Regions from separate parts of the Homo sapiens genome. Here region 2 is linked to region 1. A link is an interaction called in ENCODE POLR2A ChIA-PET data of the cell type or tissue named here. Cell type or tissue: PC-9. All regions are shown on one strand. Each heading gives the region's core, and the rest is flanking DNA. Links, peaks and the distances in the headings are about the cores only. Region 1 has its middle 80 kb from the start of TFPI2. Region 2 overlaps LOC105375402 (a long non-coding RNA gene).

Region 1 (5,392 bases), core at 122-5,121:
ATGGTGCTGGTATAAAAATAGGCACATAGACCAATGGAACAGAATAGAGAACCCTGAAATAAACCCAAATACTTACAGCTAACTGATCTTCGACAAAGCAAACAAAAACATAAAGTGGGGAAAGGACACCCTTTTCAACAAATGGAACTGGGATAATTGGCTAGCCACAGGTAGGAGAATGAAACTGGATCCTCATCTCTCACCATATACAAAAATCAACTCAAGATGGATTAAGGACTTGAACCTAAGACCTGAAACTATAAAAATTCTAGAAGATAACGTTGGAAAAACCCTTTTAGACATTGGCTTAGGCAAGGATTTCATGACCAAGAACCCAAAAGCAAATGCAATAAAAACAAAGATAAATAGTTGGGACTTAATTAAACTAAAGAGCTTTTGCACAGCAAAAGGAACAGTCAGCAGAGTAAATAGACAACCCTCAGAGTGGGAGAAAGTTTTCACAATGTATACTTCTGACAAAGGACTGATATCCAGAATCTACAATGAACTCAAACAAATCAGTAAGAAAAAAACAAACAATCCCATCAAAAAGTGGGCTAAGGACGTGAATAGACAATTCTCAAAATAAGATATAAAATGGCCAACAAACATACGAAAAAATGCTCAACATCACTAATGATTAGGGAAATGCAAATCAAAACCACAATGTGATACCACCTTACTCCTGCAAGAATGGCCATAATCAAAAAATCAAAAAAAAATAGTAGATGTTGGCATGGATGTGGTGATCAGGGAACACATCTACACTGCTGTTGGGAATGTAAACTAGCACAGCCACTATCAAAAACAGTGTGAAGATTCCTTAAAGAACCAAAAGAGGAACGACCATTTGATCCAGCAATCCCACTATTGGGTATCTACCCAGAGGAAAAGAAGTCATCATACAAAAAAGATACTTCCACACTCATGTTTATAGCAGCACAATTCGCAATTGCAAAATTGTGGAACCAACCCAAATGCCTATCAATCAACTAGTGGATAAAGAAACTGTGGCATATATATATGATGGAATACTACTCAGCCATAGAAAGGGATGAATTAACCGCATTTGCAGCAACCTGGAAAAGATTGGAGACGATTATTCTAAGTTAAGTAACTCAGGAATGGAAAACCAAACATCATATGTTCTCATTGATATGTGGGAGTTAAGCTATGAGGACATAAAGGCATAAGAATGATACATCGGACTTTGGAGACTTAGGGGGAAGGGTGGGAGGGGGGTGAGAGATAAAAGACTACAAGTAGGTGGCATTGTATACTGCTTGGGTGATGGGTGCACCAAAAACTCATAAATCACCACTAAATAATTTACTCTTATAACCAAATACCACCTGTACCCCAATAACCTATGGAAAATAATTTTTTAAAAAAATATTTAAAATATATATTATTTTATTATTTATCTGTGGTTTTGTTTTTGGCCTTAAAAACTTCTTTATTTGCTATTAATAGAGCAACACAAACATTCTTTGGTTGATGTTTGCATTAAATAGTTGCTCTGGTACATTTCTTAGCTCAGAGTCTCTCATAAGGCCACAAGGTTTAACTAAGGATTAAGCTTAAAAGAGTCCTCCTGTGGCTTCACTGGCTGCTGACCACGGATATTAGGTCTTTATCCTATGGGCTTCTCCATTAGGACAGTTTGCGGTATGGCAGCTGTACTCTCTTTCTCTTTTTCTTGGTTGCTGTGAAGGAAGTCAGCTGCCATGCTGTGAGCTTCCATTGAAGACAGAAGTCTTCCTTCTAAATGCCACGTGAGTGAGCATGGAAGTCAAGCCATGCAATGACTGTCACTCTGGCTAGCACCTTGATTGCAATCTTCTGAGAGGCCCTGGTCCAAAGTCACCCTGCAAAACCAATGCCCAGAATTACTGACATATTTATTTCAAGCTAATAAATTATAGGCGTAATTTGTAATATGCAGAAATAGATAACTATTACGTAGATCAAATGAAAAGATTTTCCAATGTGTAGAAACTACATAAATTCTTTTCTTACAGGACAATCTTATTCTAATCAATAACATTTGCTTTTAAGGCAGATAATCCTCCAAGTTTTCTAATGATATCTGAAACTATTAACTGATTCTGTGAATTATGAAATCTGAAAAGGAATTGGAAGTTGCTAAAAATCTATCATTTGCATTGACCAGTGTGAAGCACAGTGGAATGAGAATGCGTGCCCTGACACCAAAGAAAAATAAGTGACTGGAAAGCTGAAGAATCACCGGCTTCAGTGACATGGAACCCAGTGATTTGATTTTTGACGAGTATCGGGTGACTTTGAGGTGGTCAAGAAACCACACTTTAAGAACAATGTCCAAAAAGGGGAAAAAAAAGAGCAACCAAAGAAAAAAAATCCATAAAATTGCACAGAAGAAAAGAAAGAAAAATAAAATACACAATATGGACGATGGAGAAAAACAGTTACATTTCTTTATGGATCAAGAAGTTTGTGTACACATAATCTCATTTTGAGATATATAACTATTTTTGTCTTTCAGAAGTGAATCAAAATATTTCAAAATGCTGTCTTATGAAACTACAATATTCTCACAGATTAGAAAAGTTTTTCTGTAAAAGTCAGATAGTAAATATTTTAGGTTTTGCAGTGTCTTTTGCAACTACTCAACTTTCCTACTGTAGCACAAGAGTAGCTGTGGTACTGTGCAAATAAATTGCTTGTGTTCCAATAAAGCTTCATTTACAAAAACATGCCATGGGCCATATTTGGCCTGTACACTGTTGTTTGCCAAGTCCTAATATAGTTGCTTAGCAAGTATTGTGAGCTATTTGAGGAAGACATGAAAGTTCATTGGGTTGCTAAAAAGTATGTAGAAATTCAAAGGAAAATTAAAATTTAGGCTAAGTTATAATACACTGTTTTAACAATTGTAAAATGTAAGAGAAATTTACAAATAAAAATCCCAAATAAAAGTCTTCTTGTCAGGTAGATTCTGAGAAGCAAAGAATAGTTAAAAAGTAATAAGCTACTTTTAGTCCTTAAAAGAAAAGATGTTTCTTCTGAATAGCTTTATAGTAGTTATTAAGATTATAACATGTGCTGAGCAAATCTTAGTAGAGGGAGAAATAATATTTTTAACTTGCATCTAAAGAATATTAGTAGAAAATCTTACATCTGGGGAATGGAAAATGTCTCATTAAAATAAAGAGAGGACATCTACATCCTTTTCATTGACTCTAAAAACATGGCTTACTTCTTTGGAAAAGGTTTCTGGTTGCAGATTCAAAATATATCATCAGTGACCAAATGTCAAGGGTTAAGAGATGTTCAATGAAATGTGGTTAGTGAAATGTCATGTGGCAGAATTCTGATGGTGAAATGCTATAAAATGAGGGGTCATGGCAACCTGTGGTGTGAAAGAAAATGTCAGTGATGGAATAGAACAGTAAATAACCCTATCCTGCTTGTTATCTAAATGGAGACTTGGCAGTTCATTTCATTTTCACCTGATCACTTCAATTCCTCCCTCTTTATGCACATATCAGTGCCCCTTTGCTCACTCTTTCTTTTTCCCACATATATTTTAAGTGATACATTTTTAATGCTTTTAAAAGTTGAATAAAAAATGATAGAAATCCTAGCTAGCTATTTTTTTTCTCACAACAAACCCTGCTAAACAAAAGATAGTAAGCGTAAGATATCATAATATGATAGAAGGTTGTCCTTGAGCCAATTAGATTCTGGAAAATTACTCATGGTTGTTCAACCTTACAGTCTTATTAAGAGAAAGGAAATATGAGGTCTGATTTTATGCTTTCTGTAATTTTTTTTCATGTGCTCTAACACACTTTATCTGATTTGTGATATTTATGATGTCTCCCCACGTATTTGTGAGTATTGCTGCTCATACATTCTGTGGTCAAAACATGTTCAATGTGCCAGAAGTCAGGGAAGTTTGGAAGTAGAAATTGCTTTGGAAGGTGTGATAGGCTATTACTTTGGTCACCAGCCATATGAACCAGCCTCACGGTATCCTCATCCTTGTATAATCTCCCCTCTTTACATATGGGCTGGCCTGAAATCTGCTTTAAGGAATAAAATGCAGCAGAAGTGACAATGTGCCAGTTCTGAGCCGAAGCTTTAGGAAAACCTAGAGGCTTTTTCTTTTGCGCTTTCTACTTTTGCGTTTGGGGAAAGCCAGCAGCCATTTAAGAAGTCCAGTTACCTTGGGAACACTATGCAGTGAGGGAGGTCAAGCTGACCATGTGAAGAGTCCACATGGTAAATAAATGAGGTACCCCTTCCTCATTCCTCTTAGTTGAAATAGTTAGTGTGGCTCAACGTAAATTTAAACAGAAGCCTTCAGCACCTATCATTATACAAGACCTATTTACATAAAGACCTATTTACATTTATTATCCCCACTTCTCCATTTAATAGTAAAATTTGGCCTCTTCTTATACTTAGCATAAATGAGTAATATCAAACAGTGCACTAACCCAACCTTAATACCTTGTTCACATCCATTAAGGCCTCCATACCCAATATTACTGAAATTACTGACCGTACAAACAGTAATCTGTAAATATTTTGTTACTGTAGATTACAACAAAAGACTCTGGAAGCTGTTCAAATTGGGATACAACAGGCATTCCTATTATTGCCCCCAGAGACTCCTTTATTGTAGAGGCTTTGGCAACTTCCTCATATCTTTTGGAGTTTCTGGATTATCTACCATGGCTATAAGTTGTCCTTAGGCTTCACATGTAAGGAACTGCTCTTCTTAGCTTATGCTACATGTCATTAGAGTGGCAGCTTCTGTCCACACACTGGGCACATGACCTTCCATATCCAGCTGTCATGGAAGCAGCAACCCTCAAGTTCAATAAGACTACTAGGTCCTATTTGTTACAGGATAAAGCCAAGCCTGGGACCTCTGGCATATCCCAGCTGTAGGAGGGGTTGCTCTCCTCAGTTCTTAGTCCCTTGCTATATGCCAGAATATTTGAAGGCACCCTGAAATAACAAGAGGAGAAGCCCCAGACCTACGACCCCAGTCTAACTGATGTATCCATCCCCCAGCCATTTTGCTTGCACCAGTTGATGCCATGTGATGCAGAAATAAGCTAAACTATCCCCAGCATCCTCTGTCTAAATTCCTGCCCCACAGAATTGTGAGCATGCAACACAGCAATTGTTTTAAGCCCCTGCATTTTGGGATAAATAGGTAGAAAAAATAGATAATTGATATAGAAGAAAATGCTCAACAACAGGAAAAGCTGGGAAAAGATAAAGCCCTTGATAACCTAATAATGTTCTTGAGGGAAATCAAGGAACTGTCATTGTGTACATCCAAACACGCTCCACTATAGTTGCCCTCAGACTATTCATGTACTGTTACACCAAG
Region 2 (5,392 bases), core at 156-5,155, 100 kb after region 1:
CTGAAGAGTCAGCAACACACCCCACCACGTGTCTTCATCAAATATGCTCTGAGTATTAAGGGATTCTGGGATTAGTTACTGAATGTCTTATCTATTTTTCCTCAAGAAAAGCTTTTTATCCTCCTATTTAAGTTTACAAAACCCTCTCCATACAGTCCTCCCAACCTCCACCAAGCAATTCCTGTCTCTCTCTCGCACTCTATTTTCCTCCGTAGCACCGTCACCATCTGGCATACTACAATTTATTTGTTTATTTAATTGTGGTTTGCCTCTAGAAGTTTTCCACCTGCAAATTAGTATTTATTTAGTGAAGTGTTCAGTATGGCCCCTTTCCTCCGATTAAAATAAATACAAAGTAAATATTTGCTATGACATTTAGTTTACCATTGGAGACAGATTCTGAAGCCCAGCAATGTGAAGTTAAAACCCCGACTCTTCCACCTTGTCATTGAGAACTTTGGACAAATGACCAAATGACTTCAACTCTTTGAACATTTTTTTTTTTTTTTGTATAAAACTAGTGATTAGGATAGATTATCTGAATACTTGTAATCCCTTAGATCACAAATGGGTATATAAAAGGAAGCCTAATAAATGTCCTCTATTATTATACTTCCCGTGGACATTTTCCCACCATCTGGAATTTGGTCATACTGATCCCTCCACCTGAAATCTCCCTCCACTCCACCCCACCCCATTTTCAGCCTTTTGAAATCCTACTCTTCTATGAGACTTTCTCTCCCAATCTACCTCAAGAGTATTTTGTGTATCTCTTAAGTCATTTAACATTACTTTACTTTCTCTTATTATAATTTCTATGGTTGTCTTAATTTCAGTGCTGTATTGGAAATTTCCCAAGCCAGAAGATCTGTTCATCTTTGAAACTGTCATATCAACTAACAAATTGTCTGGACAATGAAATTGACTTTAAAAGCAGGCAAGAATAGTGCTTATAAAATGTTTATATTGGATAATTCAGAATTCTTATTGACTTAATTCATGATTAAATCACCAGTAGGGGACAATTCCTGTTGCTTAAAACACAGATTGTCAGCAGGTTTTGAGTAAGAGAGAAATCACAGGAAGGAAGTATAGAGAAAGATGGTCCAGGAAGAAGGAAATGAAATCATGACTGTCCCACAGGCTACAGAGCTATAACTGTCAGTGACTTTGGTTTGTTCAGAATTTGTTATTTCAGGACTGGGATAACTAGGTTAAAGAAAATGAAGTAAGACTACAAGGCAACAAAAACCACTCCCACACAACCTTAACATGTGACTCTTTAACAAAATTTTCTGGTGTCATTAATGAGAATGAGTTATTATAGATACTACAATATATCATTTGAGCTACTTGGACTTTAAACATATTTTGCACACATAGATGAGTGTAAGCTTTAGTAAGAAAAAGAAAAAAGAAAAGAAAACACCTCACTGTTGTTTTAATTTGTACTGGTTTTATTTTAGCCAAATTTTAAAACCAAGCTAATATCAATCTTCCTAAATTACTAAAATATGAGTTAACATGAGGAAAATAGTAAACTGAGTAATGAGAATGATCAATTATGTATGATGGGAGTTAAAGTCTTACAGAAAAAAATGGTGAGGGAAATCTGTTTTTTTATTTTTTATTTTATTTTATTCTTTTGAGACAAGAGTCTCACTCTCTCACGCAGGCTGGAGTGCAGCGGTACGATCTTGACTCACTTGCAACCTCTGCCTCCCTGGTTCAAGTAATTCAGTCCCACCACGCCCGGCTAACTCTTTTTGTATTTTTAGTAAAGAAGAGGTTTTGCCATGTTGGCCAGGCTGGTCTCAAACTCCTAACCTCAAGTGATCCTCCCGCCTCGACCTCCCAAAGTACTGATATTACAGGCCTGAGCCACCACTCCTCACCGGAGAAATCATTCTGATACCATGAATTATAAGTAGTTGCTAAGATACTCAGAGCATCAGACACAGTTCATCTTTTGACTTGGCATTCTCTTCATCTAGAAAAGGAATCTTAGGGTCAGGTGCAGTGGCTCATGCCTGTAATCTCAGCACTTTGGGAGGCCTAAATGGGAGGATCACCTGAGATCAGCAGTTCGAGACCAGCCTGGCCAACATGGTGAACCCTGTCTCTACCAAAACAAAAACAAACTTAAATATACAAAATTAGCTGGGCATGGTGGCGTGTGCCTCTAATTCCAGCTACTCAGGAGGCTGAGGCAGGAGAATCACTTGAACCCAGAAGGTGGAGGATGGAGGTTGCAGTGAGTGGAGATCACGCCATGTATATACTTCTGAGAATTTAGGGATGATGATAAGCCTGGAATTTAATAATTATTCTCTTCCACCTTTACGAGTCACATTTTTGGAATGAGGAAAAAGATTTAATCAGTATGAAATCTGATGACATTCTTGACTTCCGTTGCCAGTTGTGTTCTGATTCCTGGGTCTTGTCTCCTTTGATGTTGGAGGCAGTGTCTACGGGGAATCTTTAGCTGGAGCATGGCCAGCTGTTTTTCCTTTGTCTGGAGATATATCCAGAAGGAGTGGGAAGGGTGCAACTTTCTTCTTTCCTACAAAGTACGTATGCATTGGTGGAAAGCAGAGAGAATCAAACTGAAATTATACGACCTGAAAACTTATTGCAGTAAATAAATTCTTGGCATCTGGAGTATTCTGTTTTAAACCAAATGAGTCATCCGTTTTTCCTTCCCCTTAAGGTATCCAAATGTTGTGAAGAAGAGATTACGTTGAAGAATGATCTGGCAAGGATCCACTGGTAAAGGGCATCCCAGAGGACAAAAATCCCTTCAAAGAGCTCAAAGGAGGCTGTGTGATTTCAAAATACCAAAAAAAAAAGAAAAAAAATTAAACAAATTCTTGGAAATATCTCAAACGTTAACAACAATATGGATTTTTTTCACACATAATGCTACTACTATGCATGTACATGAATTTTTAAATTTATAGATGTAAACTTTTAATAAAAATTGGGGTGTGGTAACCCATCATTCTATGTTTTTCTTAACATAGCTGGCACAGGGTTTAACACATAATTGCCAAAAAAATATTGCTTAAAGTTCTTTAAAAAGAACTATGTTTTATAAATGATTCTATATTATTCTGAGTTGTCAGCATATATTTACTGTTTTATGTTTTTTCACTTCCCTTTCAATACTTATAACTTTCTACCCAGAAATTTTGTGGTTAAATTTCTGTTTTCTTTCCCAAACTTTCTCTTGCTTATGGAATTAGGAAGCTTATTTTTCTGATATGCAGTTCACCTATCTTGTGACTTTTCCCCAGAATGCCAACTGGGTTGAGGGTTCAGTCTGTGGTCACGGAGCACGGTGAATTTAACCAGCAGCAGAATCACGGTTATAAGCATGCACTTAGGAGCCAGACAGTTCTGGCTCTGCCACTTTACTGCCCAACTCACTTTGGATAAGCTACTTAATTCTTTCTAAATTTGTTTCTCCTAGCATAGGATGAAGACAATAATGGTTATATCTTCTGTTTTGTGTAGGGGTTAAGTAATACACTAATGCAACTATAACACTCAGCATATTACCTGGTCCATGGTAAGATACAATAAGTGTTAACTAGTATTATTACTGAGAAAGGATCTAGACAAAATTTCTAAAGTGCTTTAAGAAACATGCTATTTTACCCTATCATCATGAAGACTCAACACCACAGTCTTTTCTTTAACAAGGTGAGCACACATGAGAGAGAAATCTCCATCACCTACATCAGGTCCTTCTGGCATCCTGTTGAGTTTACATGAGTCACATTTCACTACCATTGTGTTAATGACTAAGAGAAAACTTGCCTCTGCTTCTGTAACAAATGACAAGTTGTAATTACCTAAATCAGTAACCACTTTTGTGGTCAGTGTTTTCTTGTTGCTGTCTCACATTTACAGTGCTATTTTGTATACTTCAGTGATCAGAATACTCAGAAATACTAATTGATTGTCACACTTTAAAAAAAAACATTAAAATTATCTATTATTTGGTCTGGAAGGGAGTCTGAAAGTTGTACCAAAGTTTGGCTTCTAGCACAATGCCCTCCCACTCTGATCATCATAAATGCTCAACAAATATCTGTTGACTCTTGTCTAAACTCTTCATTTTGAAATGGAGAAAATAAAGTTTCAGAGAAGTCACCTGACAAATTTCTTCGGTCAAGACTCTGGGCTTCTGGCTGAACAGTCAGCAACACACCCCACCACGTGTCTTCATCAAATGTGCTCTGAGTATTAAGGGATTCTGGGATTAGTTACTGAATGTCTTATCTATTTTTCCTCAAGAAAAGCTTTTTATCCTCCTATTTAAATTTACAAAACCCTCTCCATACAGTCCTCCCAACCTCCACCAAGCGCTTCCTGTCTCTCTCTCTCAGTCTATTTTCCCCCGTAGCACCATCACCACCTGGCATACTACAATTTATTTGTTTATTTAATTGTGGTTTGTCTCTAGAAGTTTTCCACCTGCAAGTTAGTATTTATTTAGTGAAGTGTTCAGTATATCTCCCTTTCTCTGATTAAAATAAATACAAAGTAAGTACATGCTATGGCATTCAGTAACCTGTAGAAGATGGTCCTAACCAACATCTCTAACTTTCAGTTTACCATTGGAGACAAAGTTTGCAGCCCAACAATTCAAAATTAAAACCCTGACTCTTCCACCTTGTCATTGAGAACTTGGACAAATGACGTGAACTTTTTGAATCTGTTTTTTTTTATATATAAAATTAGTGATTAGGCTAGATTATCTGAATACTTATAATCTCTTAGATCAGAAACGGGTACATAGAAAGAAGCCTAACAAATGTCCTCTATTATTATACTTCCCGTGGACATTTTCCCACCACCTGGAATTTGGTCATACTGATCCCTCCACCTGAGATCTCCCTCCACTCCACCCCATTTCAGCCTTTTGAAATCCTACTCTTCTTATGAGACTATCTCTCCCATTCTACCTCAAGAGTATTTTGTGTGTCTCTTAAGTCATTTAACGTTACTTTACTTTTTCTCATTATAATTTCTACGGTTGTTTTAATTTCAGTACTACATTGGAGATTTCCCAAGTCAGAAGCACTGTTCATCTTTGAAAAGTGTCATATCAACTAACAAATTGTCTGGACAATGTAATTGACTTTAAAAGCAGGCAAGAGTGGTGCTTATAAAAGTTTATATTGGATCAAACTTCCTAAATGCCTCAATAATGTGTTTACATGAGGAAAATAGTAAACTAAGTAATGAGAATGATCAGTTATATATGATGGGAGTTAAAGTAATATAGAAACAAAATTGGTAAGAGAAATCATTTATTTTTATTTGTATTTTATTTTATTTTATTTTTTTGAGATGGAGTCTTACTCTCTCGCCCAGGCTGGAG

Evidence for each region. Peaks named below come from ENCODE experiments on the same cell type or tissue, not always from the same donor. Only the 100,000 strongest peaks of a DNase experiment are listed, where the experiment ranks them.
Region 2: POLR2A ChIA-PET joins it to region 1 with 5 read pairs; 2 of 35 experiments call an interaction of 5 or more read pairs at or near these places.

Annotation. Positions count from the first base shown.
Region 1 is chr7:93,808,025-93,813,416 of GRCh38, forward strand. No RefSeq gene overlaps it. Among named protein-coding and RNA genes, the nearest start is that of TFPI2, 80 kb to the right of the region's middle. In PC-9, for the core only: no CTCF peak of the experiment used is centred there; no DNase peak of the experiment used is centred there.
Region 2 is chr7:93,912,277-93,917,668 of GRCh38, forward strand. It overlaps LOC105375402 (a long non-coding RNA gene), which reads right to left. Exons shown (of 3, transcript XR_927751.3): 2 at 4,160-4,244; 3 at 1,666-2,819. Among named protein-coding and RNA genes, the nearest start is that of GNG11, 6.8 kb to the right of the region's middle. RefSeq lists an enhancer at 2,063-3,262. In PC-9, for the core only: no CTCF peak of the experiment used is centred there; DNase peaks (open chromatin) are centred at 2,375, 2,705 and 3,775; H3K4me3 peaks cover 1,004 bases; H3K27ac peaks cover 1,895 bases.